Regions from separate parts of the Homo sapiens genome. Here regions 1 and 3 are each linked to region 2. The links are chromatin contacts, found by Hi-C or POLR2A ChIA-PET in ENCODE. All regions are on one chromosome and are shown on one strand. The core of a region is the stretch at or near the end of the contact, and the rest is flanking DNA. Distances in the headings are between cores, read along the strand shown. Region 1 overlaps ITGAE (integrin subunit alpha E). Region 2 holds the start of CLUH (CLUH binding protein of NUMT mRNA). Region 3 holds the start of TIMM22 (translocase of inner mitochondrial membrane 22).

What was found. Hi-C counts contacts between places; a loop is a spot of excess contacts on that map. ChIA-PET counts read pairs that join two places held with the same protein, here RNA polymerase II (POLR2A). Pooled maps may share reads with other maps.
Region 1: a pooled map shows a loop between it and region 2 (5-fold over the local background). The contact joins the enhancer-like site here to the promoter of CLUH in region 2. A Hi-C loop is called at or near these places in 1 of 50 pooled maps. POLR2A ChIA-PET finds 5 or more read pairs at or near these places in 2 of 52 experiments (HEK293 and RWPE1).
Region 3: a loop to region 2 is called in a map with no recorded cell type, with 20 times the contacts of the local background. The contact joins the promoter of TIMM22 here to the promoter of CLUH in region 2. A Hi-C loop is called at or near these places in 2 of 37 single-sample maps with no recorded cell type and 6 of 50 pooled maps.

The regions. Positions count from the first base shown.
Region 1 is chr17:3,752,845-3,756,728 of GRCh38, forward strand. ITGAE (integrin subunit alpha E) reads right to left here. Exons shown (of 31, transcript NM_002208.5): 11 at 2,986-3,053; 12 at 2,273-2,417; 13 at 939-1,081; 14 at 446-586. Among named protein-coding and RNA genes, the nearest start is that of HASPIN, 31 kb to the left of the region's middle. RefSeq lists an enhancer at 2,297-3,000. Within about 2 kb of position 2,254, at least 5 of the 41 ENCODE cell types and tissues checked have a DNase peak (open chromatin) inside an H3K27ac peak, as active enhancers do.
Region 2 is chr17:2,709,584-2,713,800 of GRCh38, forward strand. It overlaps CLUH (CLUH binding protein of NUMT mRNA), which reads right to left and starts at 2,181. Exons shown (of 26, transcript NM_001366661.1): 1 at 1,979-2,181. The coding sequence starts at 2,078. LOC105371592 (a long non-coding RNA gene) reads left to right here and starts at 2,726. Exons shown (of 2, transcript NR_136412.1): 1 at 2,726-2,816; 2 at 2,899-3,250. RefSeq lists enhancers at 740-819, 1,654-2,550, 2,551-3,446 and silencers at 2,060-2,179, 2,310-2,489.
Region 3 is chr17:994,585-998,533 of GRCh38, forward strand. TIMM22 (translocase of inner mitochondrial membrane 22) reads left to right here and starts at 2,545. Exons shown (of 4, transcript NM_013337.4): 1 at 2,545-2,796. The coding sequence starts at 2,559. RefSeq lists an enhancer at 2,567-3,258.

The DNA of each region.
Region 1 (3,884 bases), core at 1,004-3,503, 1.0 Mb after region 2:
TTCAAGACCAGCCTGACCAACATGGAGAAACCCTGTCTCTACCAAAAATATAAAATTAGCCGGGTGTGTGGCCCATGCCTGTAATCCCAGCTACTTGGTAGGCTGAGGCAGGAGAATTGCTTGAACCCCGGAGGCAGAGGTTGCGGTGAGCCAAGATCCTGCCATTGCATTGCAGCCTGGGCAACGAGAGCAAAACTCCATCTCAAAAACAACAACCACAAAAAAAGAGATATTAGAGATATTATCATCAACGATCACCCTTGGGTAAGAAAGTGGGTGCGGAGAGCGATGCCGCTGCCCCGCCCAGCCGCCATCCAGCCTGAGCACCTCCCCATCACTGCCCACTGGTGCCAGGCAGGGCCAGGGCACTCCCAGCCTCCATCACCTCTGTGTCAGGCTGAGTGCCACAGCCTCAGCAAGCTCATGAAGATGGAGACTCTCCCACCTGCTCGCTGAGACGGTACACGTAGACTCTGCCTTCTTCTCCATGAACGTGGTAAAATGGAGCAGCCACCAGCAAGAAGTCCGTGCTTCCATCCATGTCAATGTCCACAGGGCACAGCTCAGAGCCAAAATAGGACCCCATCTACAGCCCGGGAGGAACTCAGCTCACCAGGAGCCCCGCTCCTGCACCCCTCAGCAAGGCTACACCCCTGCCCGCGTGCTTCCTGGACCACCCAATTTGGGTCGTTACATATCAATTTGCTCACTGAGAGTAACAGAAGAGTGGAGGAGCAGCCCAGGCCCCACAGCGGAGGAAACTGCCTAGCAATCAGACATGCAGAGCTGAAGCAGAGCCCTCGAGCTCCACTCAGGAGCCTGAGTTTCACCCAGCCCGGGCCCTGGCCCACTGTGCACCGTGGGACCCACTCCTTTCCCTTGGGGGCCTCCAGATTCCCCATCGGTCATAAGGGGTGGAGGCTTTCCCCAGCAGGTACCTGCTCTCCCTCCAGCACTGGCAGGAAGCTGGCCTCTCTGCCCTCCTTCTGGAGCTCAAACACGGCCCCATGATGTTTGTACCGTGGAGCCCCCGCGATGTAGGAGAGGCTGCAGGTCTTGTGCAGCACGGCCACAGCGTAACCTGGGGCAAGGGTGGTGTGGCTGTGAACACACCGTGTGCTCCCACCTGGCCTCTCTCTTGGCCCCGGCACCTTCCCAGTCAGGCCTTCAAAGTGGCCTGGGGAGGGGGGCAAAATAGGAGAGACTGTCTTTCTCACTATGTTAAAAATCGGCATCAGCGAGCACTCTCACTTTGCCAGTCACACACATCCCCATCACACAGATATGATGCACACGCTGTCTGTCACGTATGCAGCTTTGCTCGAAATACTCGTTCGCACACATTCACTACCCACGCTCCCACACACACCCTAGGAGGACGGAGAAGAGGGGTGAGAGGACGCCCACCACTATTATTATTTTTATTTATTTATTTATTTATTTTTGAGACAGAGTCTCAGTCTGTCGCCCACGCTGGAGTGCAGTGGCACAGTCTTGGCTCATTGCAACCTCCCCCTCCCGGGTTCAAGCGATTCTTGTGCCTCAGCCTTCCGAGTACGTGGGACTACAGGCATCCGCCACCACGCCTAGCTAATTTTTGTATTTTTAGTAGAGACAGGGTTTTGCCATGTTGGCCGGGCTGGTCTCCAGACCTCAGATGATCCGCCCGCATCGGCCTCCTGGGATTACAGGCGTGAGCTACTGCACCACTATTATTAATGGAGAGGCCCCGCCCTCCCCTGGGTGGCTGCTGTGCCTGGTGTGTACCTGACAGGCCTTGTACCTACCCAGGAGGCTGTAGTACTCAGCCTCACGGTCCCTAACCAGGACCCGCCCCTCGGCCCATGTGACTGACCAGGTCCCGCCCCCATCCGGAAACCTCAAGTGCAGCCTAATGCGCAGCCTCGGTGTCCCCATCTCGGCCCCGCCCTCGCCCAGGTGGCCTCTAGGCCCCGCCCTCACCCAGGTGGTCTCCAGGCCCCACCCTCCTCACGTAACTTCCAGGCCCCGCCCTCTCCCAGGTAGCCCCCAGGCCCCACCCTCGCCCACGTGGCCTCCATGCCCCGCCCTCACCCAGGTAGCCCCCAGGCCCCACCCTCGCCCAGGTAGCCTCCAGGCCCCGCCCTCACCCAGGTAGCCCCCAGGCCCCACCCTCGCCCAGGTAGGCCCCGCCCTCGCCCACGTAGCCCTCAGGCCCCACCCTCGCCCAGGGAGCCTCCAGGCCCCGCCCTCATCAGGTGGCCCCGCCCTCATCAGGTGGCCCCGCCCTCACCCAGGTAGCTGTACTGCGCAGCCTCCGCGTCTGCCGCCGCCGCCGCTGTCTGGTTCAGGAAGCGGCCCCGGCGGCTGCGTGTGTCGTAGAGCAACGCCCCTCCGGACCAGTCAAAGGCCCCGACGGCGCCGAGCAGCACCTGCCGCTGAAGGGGACGGGGATGGGGCCCAGATGAGTGGGAGGGACCCAAGGCCGGGCCACGGTGGCCGCGGGTCTCCGGGCCAGCGCGGCTAACCTGGCTGGGAGCAGGGGGGCGTTCGGTGGTCTAGTGCCCGCCTGGCCAGAGATGCAGGCGGGAAGGTGAGATGGCCAACACTGGGCTCCTGCCTCGTGCCCTTGCACTCCCTCCTCCGGGAGAAGCAAGCAGCTTGGTTGATAAGCTGACCCAGGCCGAGTCCTGTTGCCTGGTCTGTATTCAGGGGAACAACTGGATGTTTGAGCACACAGAAAAAAGCGACCTCCTGTCATCAATATGGCCACCCTTTTGTTGCAGTGAGCCGAGACTGCACCGCTGCACTCCAGACTGGGCGACAGAGCAAGACTCCGTCTCAAAATAAATAAATAAATTAATTAATTAAAATAAAATCGCTCTTTTACAGGAATCACCACAGGTAGGGCAGAGCCCTGGATGGGAGGCAGGAGTCCCTGAATCCTAGGTGTCCTGGGCCCCTCACCAATGGGCAAGCCTGCCTGGTGCTGAGTCAGCCACGTACCTCATCCAGGATCTGAGCACTGAAGCCAATCTGTGCCAGCTGGTAGTGAAGGGCGTCTCCAACCGTGCCTGCAAGCCAAGAAGCCCAGTGAGACTGCTGTGGGCCGAGGTGAAGGGAGAAACTGAGTCAGGGGACAGTCCAGCTTGGCCTCACTCCCAGAAGGAACCATGCTTGGTGTAACAGGAAGAGAACCCGGCTGAGGGTAGAGACCCAGGTTCTCCTTGAGCAACTACTATCTGGGCAGTTCACTCTTTCTAGGCCTCAGTTTCCTCGTCTGTGAGCTCCTGGGAGAAGGGACTATGCCCCAGCCATCCTTGTTTCTCCAGCACCAGCTCAGTTCATCAGAGCTTCATGGAGATTCTGGGACGCAAGGAGGCCTGGGGATATTGTTGGCCTTTTTTTTTTTTTTTTTTTTTTTTTTTGAGACAGTGTCTCACTCTGTTGCTCAGGCTGGAGTGCCATGGCTCAATATCAGCTCACTGCAACTTGTGCCTCCCAAGGTCAAGTGACCTGGTGCCTTAGCTTCCCAAGTAGCTGGGAATAGAGGTCATGCGCCACCACGCCTGGCTAATTTTTTTTTTTTTTTTTTTGAGATGGAGCCTCGCTCTGTCACCCATCCTGGAGTGCAGTGGCGCGATCTTGGCTCACTGCAACCTCTGCCTCCTGGGTTCGAGTGATTCTTCTGTCTCGGGCTCCTGAGTAGCTGGGATCACAGGCATGCACCACCACGCCTGGCTACATTTTTTTGTATTTTTAGTAGAAACAGGATTTCACCATGTTGGCCAGGCTGGTCTTGAACTCCAGACCTCAGGTGATCCACCGGCCTTGGCCTCCCAGAGTGTTGGGATTATGGGCGTGAGCCACCACACCTGGCCCCAGCTACTTTTTGTTTTAGTAGA
Region 2 (4,217 bases), core at 931-3,430:
CACTGTGGACCTGAAAAACCTGCCTGTTCTCTTAACCCCTAAAAGCCGCTGTATTCCCAGGAAGGTAACCAACCCTTGCCCCCGACCCTCAATGGCCTAGATCAGCTCCTTCCTAAGGGGGCTGAAGAGCCTTCCAGAGCTGGATCTCAGAGGTCAGAAGCCTTGGTTCTGATGCTCAGGTGGGCCCCAGCTGGGGGGTCTTCATTAAGGCTCCTTCCTTCTTTCAATAGATCCGGGCTGGCTGTAACGTAAGTCCTAGCTAGCTGTACTACCTTCCCAGGGACGTAGGAGCCCATGTCCTGCCCACGAGTATGCTCCCAGTTTCCCCAAAACAAATAGCTGTGCCCTTCCCTGACTCAGTTTACCCCCGACAGAGCCCCCCCACCCCCAGCAGAGTTAGGAAGGGGCTTCACTGACTCCCTCACAGAAATCCTCCAACAGACGCTCGTCAGCCCCCTAGTTCTCAGCACGGGATCCAAACCAACACGCCTGTCCCAGCTTCCTCTGGGCCAGGCCACGGCAGCCTTGGCTTGCTGGCCATGAGCTGGAATCCAAACACTTCCCTTAACAGCTAAATCGCTGTGTGACCTTGGGCAAGTCACTTCGACTCTTCGGGTCTCTGCTAGAGGGGAAATCAGCCAACCTCCTCTCATCCAGCCTGCCCCCACTGATTCAGAGCCACATCAGCACAAAGCCTGGTAGGTTGGGGCGATGAGCATCTGCTCTTCTGCCCAAACCTTGGCCTTGTCTAGACAATCAGCAGTACTGCCCCAGCACCTGTCCCTCACCCCAAGGCAACTCCGCTATGATGGGAACAGGGTCAGAGGGCTGAACGCTGTCCCCATCCTGATTCCCAAGTCAGCCCTGGCGCACTCACTGAAGCTAGGAAGGGAGATGATGAGGCGTTAAGACCACAAGTCCCAACTGAGGACAGTCGACGGAGGAGGGAGGGACTGGGGGACAGGAGTAGCTCTGCACCTCCACTGCCACCCAGAGCAAAGAGGGCCTGAGGAAGATGACGACTGAGGGCCTGGGAAGGGGATTCCAGCCCCAAGGCTGGAGTCTGAGACACGGTGGAGGGAACAGAAGGAAGAGAAGGGGCTCAGGAGAAAGGGAAAGCAGGCCCCACCCGAGACAAGCTGCAGCCACTGCCACAGTCACCACCATACAGCCCCCATGGGGGATCGCTGGGAGCTTGACTCCACACTAACGACCTTTGCCTTAAAAACAGCAACTCTGGTCTGACCCACTTTTCGCAATAAGGCAGGTTAATGATCAAGTTCTGGCACAAACACTTCCCCCTGCCAAGGAGTTTGGCTCTGCCCCATGCAAAGGCAGACGCCCCCTACACCAGGTCGGCCGAGCAGGCCAACACACCTGAGAGTCTCCGCCACAGCCTGAAGACCTGCGGTTATAGCCTGGCCTCAGGGCATGAACCAGGGACGCCCCTCACAACGCACACCCCGCACCTCGTGCTCTTCCCACAAACCAAGCCTGGGAAGCCTCGAGCGGAGCTTCACTCCCAGGGCTGCAGCCCTGCGCACAGGGGATGCCTGGGAGGCCGCCGCGGAGCAGGTGCCGAAGGGGGCTGTCCCGCAAACGTCGGAGCGACCCCAGCTCAGAGAGCTCCCATGCTCGGGCGCAGAGGGGGTGGGGCCGCCGATTCTTTCGGTCTGCGGCGGCGGCGCACCCCGAAACCGCGTGTGCGCGCACGTGTCCCCGCGATGAGGCGCGCGTGTGCCCGCCGAGGGTGCCAGCCGAGGCTGCCCTCCACGGGACCGCACGTGCGAAACCCGGGCCGCAGCCGGGGGCGACTGTGAAGGTGACCTTCAGCGCGGGGGCGACCCGGTGAAGGCCCCAGCGAGATACAACCGGGCCCGACGCGGAGGGAAGGCGGCGATCCCCGCGGAGTCCCGAACCCGCCCGCCCTGGTCCGGCGCCCCCCGCCCAGCGGCCCGCTGGCCCTGGCCCCGCTCACCGGCCGCGCCCGGCCGCCCCTTGCCCCCGGCCTGCGAGCCGTGTTCCCGGGCGCTGTCGGCCGGGGCGGCCGCCGGCAACTCGTCCGTCTTGATAACCATGGTGGCGGGAGCGGGCGTCCGCCTCGGCTGTCCGCGCCGCCCGCCGCGCCACTAACCCAAGTGCCCTGCGCGCCGCGGCTGCTGAGGGAAGGACGGAGTCACCGGCCCACGTGGTGCGCGCCGTGGCCTTTGACCCCGCCGCCGTTTCCCTGCCCCACCCTCGCGCCCGGCCCAGCCCACGGCGGCCCGCGAGGGACAAAACGCGCCGCGCCTGGTTCCCCGCCCACGGACGCGGTGACTTTCCAGAACGTCTTAAAGGCAACGCACTCTGACTCAAGGCCCAGGGAGGCTGGGCGCCCTCGCGGGGCGGGGCCTCGGGGAGACTCCCTGCTGCTCGCTGCCCGTCGGGCGGGCACTGTGACCTTGGGTGGAGACTGGTCTGGTTCTGCCATGGCTAATCCTCCCCTCTCCAAGGATCCCCTGTTTTCTCTTGCAGATTTGCTAAATGACCGCGCAGTCTGTCATCTGCGGTGTTCGCGTGACCCTCAGCGCCCTCCCCACCCGGCAGGCCCTTTCCCGCCGAATGGGTGCGGCTGGATTATTGAGGGAGTGGAGGGTCGCTTAGGGCACGGGCACGAGAGGCGAGGGCGAGACGTGGCTAATGGGGATCAAGAGTCAGAATGGACCCGCCAAACTTTGCCCCGAGCCAGAACGGGCTCCCTACCCGCGTCCTCGACCCATGGGTCCTCACCTCCAGGCTGGTGTCCTCATTTTACAGTGGAGGAGGCCGAGACCAAGGTCACACAGAGAGCAAGGGGTAGAGCCGGGTCTGACTCCATCCACAGCCAGGACGCTTTAACTCGTATTTTTCACTTGGCAGGGGCTTGGCGGGGACGGAACGGTGAGGTCAGAGAATGCTGCAGAGGGGACATTGGGACCAGGTCTTGCAGTGAGTTGAAGTGCTCCAGGCAGAGAGCGCCGGTGGGTCTTTCCTGGCCAGGCCGCAGGGGGCCTTTGGGAAGCACCCGAGGCCTATAACCTTCGGAGCGTTTGTCAAGCTCTAATGAGAACTGGAAAGCTTCAGCTTCCCGAGGTGGGCTGGGAGGGCCTTAGGTAGGGCCTCGCACAAATTGCGAAGGAAAGCCGACCTTGTTCTGGAGAGCACGTGGTGAGGAAAGCCAGCGACTTGATGTGAGCATTTAAACGGGAGGAAGGAAGATGAGAACTGGTAAGATTCTTCTCGGCCGGGCGGTGCAGCGGCTCACGCCTGTAATCCTAGCACTTTGGGAGGCCGAAGCCAGGCGGATGACTTGAGTTCAGGATTCGGAAGTTTGAGACCAACCTGGGCAACATTTCAAAACCCCCGTCTCTACAAAAAATATTGTTTAAAAAAAGCCAGGTGTAGTGGCACGCGCCTGTAGTCCCAGCTACTTGGGAGCTGAGCTGGGAGTATCACTCAGGACGGCTCAGATTGAGCCCAGGAGTTCCAAGCTGCAGTGAGCTATGATCGCACCACTGCACTCCTGCCTGGGTGACACAGACACCGTCTCAAAAAAAAAAAAAAAAAAAAAGCCGGGCGCGGTGGCTCACGCCTGTAATTCCAGCACTTTGGGAGGCAGAGGCGGGCGGATCACGAGGTCAGGAATTAGAGACCAGCCTGGCCAAGATGGTGAAACCCCGTCTCTACTAAAAATACAAAAATTAGCTGCGCATGGTGGTGTGCGCCTGTAGTCCCAGCTACTCGGGTGGCTGAGGCAGAAGAATCGCTTGAACCCAGGAGGTGGAGGTTGCGGTGAGCCGAGATCGCGCCATTGCACTCCAGCTTGGGCAACAAGAGAGAAACTCCGTCTCAAAAAAAGAAAAAAAAAGTGTGCATATATATATATAGTGTGTGTATATATATATAGTGTGTATATATAGTGTGTATATATATAGTGTGTGTATATATATAGTGTGTATATATATAAGTGTATATATAAAATATATATATTTATAATCAATATATATAAAAGTGTGTATATATGTGTGTATATATACACATACATACTTATGTGTGCGTGTGTATATACGTATGTGTATACACACACTCGTTCCTCTTTTGTTACACAAATGTGCAGAAAATTGTACCTGCTATTCTTCACTCTGATTTTTTTTTTACACGCTTTCAGTAGGTGTTCTCATTCCATTTACGCTGGATAA
Region 3 (3,949 bases), core at 1,295-3,794, 1.7 Mb before region 2:
GAGTACAGTGGCACCATCTCGGCTCACTGCAAGCTCCGCCTCGTGGGTTCAAGCGATTCTGCTGCCTCAGCCTCCTGAGTAGCTGGGACTACAGGGGTGCAGCCACTATGCCTAGCTAATTTTTGTATTTTTAGCAGAGACAGGGTTTCATCATGTTGGCCAGGATGGTCTCGATCTCTTGACCTTGCTTCAGCCTCCCAAAGTGCTGAGATTACAGGTGTGAGCCACCGCGCCCAGCCAAGACCCTTAAAAGAAGGACACTTCACTTCCTCTTACAACTCAGACATACCTGTGAGGCTCCTGGGCTATGGAACACCCCAGCCCTTTCGCAGCCCTTGATGGAAATTGTTTTTCAGCCCTCTGAATAAAATGACCACTGTTTACTTAATCTTTTTTTTTTCTTTTTTTTGAGACAGGGTCTCGTTCCCTCGTCCATGCTGGAGTGCAGTGGCACGATCATGACTCACTGCAGTCTCAACTTCCCAGACTCAAGCAATTTTCCTGCCTCAGCCTCCCAAAGTGCTGGGATTACAGGTGTGAGCCACCATGCCCAGCAGAGGAATCTTTTCCGATCAACATCTTCTGAGAGTCCCTGGCCCAAGTAGGCAGATGCTTGCTACGGCACTGCCTTCAGGCCATTAGCAAAAAGTGTGCTTAAATGCCCAGAGGTGTTCCCAGGCCACGTTTTGTTCATACGAGGAGTACAAAATGATGCCAAAGTGTTAGCATTCTTGGGACTGAAAACCTCTCTCCAACATCCCCTAGGATTTTCCTGGATATGACCAGAAATCCATTCCCAATTTCTCTGCCTCCAGGCCCCAATTCTGGTTTCCTCAAAGAGGAGGAAGTGTTCTTGGTTCCCAAAATATGCTTGCAGTGCAGTGGTATAATGGTAAATGTTTAACAACAATAACAAAAAGGCCCTAACTGGCCGGGCGCAGTGACTCACGCCTGGAATCCAAGCACTTTGGGAGGCCGAGGTGGGTGGGTCACCTGAGGTCAGGAGTTTGAGACCAGCCTGGCCAACATGGTGAAACCTTGTCTCTACTAAAAATACAAAAATTAGCCGGGCATGGTGGCATGTGCCTGTAATCCCAGCTAGTCGGGAGGCTGAGGCAGGAGAATCGCTCAAACCCGGGAGGTGCAGGTTGCAGTGAGCGGAGATTGCACCACTGCACTCCAACCTGGGTGACAGAGCAAGACTCTGTCTCAAAAGAGTAATTTTAAAAAGTAAGGCAACAAATTATCAGGAGTTTTTGAGCTGGTTGTTAAGCACAGTTATTATTAAAAATTACATTCTATACATTTATAATAAATTACACTAAAAATAGGTAATATGTGCTCAAAACTCATCCCCTCCTAAAAATTTTACTACACTGTACTCCTATCTATGCTGTTGAGGTTATTTCCATAGATTGTATCTGTGTGATAGAAACACCATGTAACCACATGCTGCTGTACGTCTTCCCAATTCTGACTGATGACCTCGCTTGGTAGTTTGAAATCAGCCATGATGGGGATATTAACACCACACAAGTCAGCAAATGCTGTCAGTTAGGATTTTTTTTTTTTTTTTTTTTTTTTTGAGACGGAGTCTTGCTCTTGTCGCCCAGGCTGGAGTGCGATGGTGCGATCTTGGCTCACTGCAACCTCCACCTCCCGGGTTTAAGAGATTCTCCTGTCTCAGCCTCCCGAGTAACTGAGATTACAGGCGCCTGCCGCCACCTGGCTAATTTTTATATTTTTAGTAGAGACGGGGTTTCCTGCTTCAGCCTCCTAAGTAGCTGAGAATACAGGCGTGCACCACCATGCCCAGCTAATTTTTTTATTTTTTATTTTTTTAATTTTTAGTAGAGATGGGGTTTCACCATGTTTGTCAGACTGGTCTCGAACTCCTGACCTCGTGATCCACCGGCCTCGGCCTCCCACAGTGCTGGATGACAGGCGTGAGCCCCCGCGCCCGGTCCGTGCATTTACAGCACAAGTTCACGCTTATCTACAAAGCATCCACCTCTCACCGCACCTTCCGGGACCACGGGATTTAACGCCTCACCGCCCGATGACAGCACGAGGTGGAAAGGGCAGCGACAATGCTCGCGCGTCCCCTCCCGGCGATCCGGAGCACGGCAGCCCCGGAGCGCGCGGCCACTCCTCGCTCCCCTCAGGAGCTCGTAAGAGCCCCGCGCGGGGCCGAGGCGCGAGAGCACGCGCAACGCTTCCTGGGAAATGTAGTTGGGTGTCGGATTAGAACTACAAATCCCGGTACTCACCGCGCTGCAGCCCCGACCGTGAGGGCGCTTTCTGGTGAATCTGAATCTCGTTTGTCTGTGACATGGGGAAAGCTGTCCAAGCCCAATTCCATTTTCACAAGAGGCTTTCTTTTTGGAAACATGATAGCGGTCTCGCTGGTGTGCGCACCAGGAGCGTTGCGGCCGCGGCTTCCTCCTGCGGCGAATCTGCCGTTGCATCACAGTGGCTAGTCTCAGGGCCCGCAACGTGACGCTTGTCGAATCTGCTGCGGGGAGAAGGACGCGAGGGTTGCTTGGGCAGCGACTGTCATGGCGGCGGCCGCCCCCAATGCCGGAGGCTCGGCCCCTGAGACAGCGGGTTCCGCCGAAGCTCCGCTGCAGTACAGCCTGCTCCTGCAGTACCTGGTGGGTGACAAGCGTCAGCCCCGGCTCCTGGAGCCTGGGAGCCTGGGCGGGATCCCAAGTCCAGCCAAGAGTGAGGAGCAGAAGATGATCGAGAAGGCGATGGAAAGCTGCGCTTTCAAGGCTGCGCTGGCCTGCGTGGGAGGTGAGGCCGGGCGATGGGACCCTTGGGAGGCTGAGGGCCTGGACGGCAGTGGGGATCTCTGCCGAGAAGACCACGCGCCTGGGAGGCGAGGGACTGCGGGCCTTGACCTTGACCACACCCTCGCCTCGTTCGTGAATCGGGCGTCACCTCTCCTGCCCCCTCAGGCCGGCTTTCCTGATGAAAATTGGGTTAGAGAATCGGTGCTGTGGTTGGGGCCTGAAAGTTATTACATGACATCCTGGCTAACACGGTGAAACCCCGTCTCTACTAAAAATACAAAAAATTAGCTGGACGTGGTGGTGGGCGCCTGTAGTCCCAGCTATTCGGGAGGTTGAGGCAGGAGAATCGCTTGAACCCAGGAGGCGGAGCTTGCAGTGAGCCGAGATGTGCCACTGCTCTCCAGCCTGGGCGACAGAGCGAGACTCCGTCTCAAAAACAACAACAAAAAGTTATTACGTGGGTGACTTCATTCATCCGTTCATTCCCTTAAATTCATTCTCTTAAATAATTCTTTCAACAAATTGTTCCTAAGCAATATCACGTGCCAGGTGAAAGAGACAAGAGCCTGGTCTTCATGGGGCCTGTATTATACTATGTGGAGAAGAATGTTGAGCAGGAACACTGCAGAGGAAGGATGCAGACATATGGAAATGCACATGCAGACGACTCTAGGGCAGCAGTTGTTTGAGGTTTGAAAAACTGAAAGACCATTGTGACTAGACAGCCCCGAGCAAGGAGAGACGAAGTCTGCACTTGTCCTTCTGTTTTTCCCTTAAGTTGAAGGGGAGGTGCCCATGATTTTATTAAACTCATATTGACCATGAGGTCATGAGAGGGCATCCATCTGGACATGTCCAGCCGGCTCAGGAAGGACAGATGTGGCAGCAGTGTGGGATTTGCCATTAGGTAGCTGTGTGGCCTTGGGAGAAGTTGCTTAACCTCTCTGAGCCTCAGTTTATAGAAAGGAGAGGCTAATAGCATCTGTCTCACTGGATTATTGTGAAGAATGAATGAGGCTGTGGCATACTGGCATGTGCTCAGTAAAGCATTACTGTGAATGTCACAGTGGCCAAGAGAGTGATTTGCAAAGTTGATAGCTGAAGTTGAGGGTGGCTGGTTTACATATGAGAGAATGTAGAGAGAATAGAGGGTT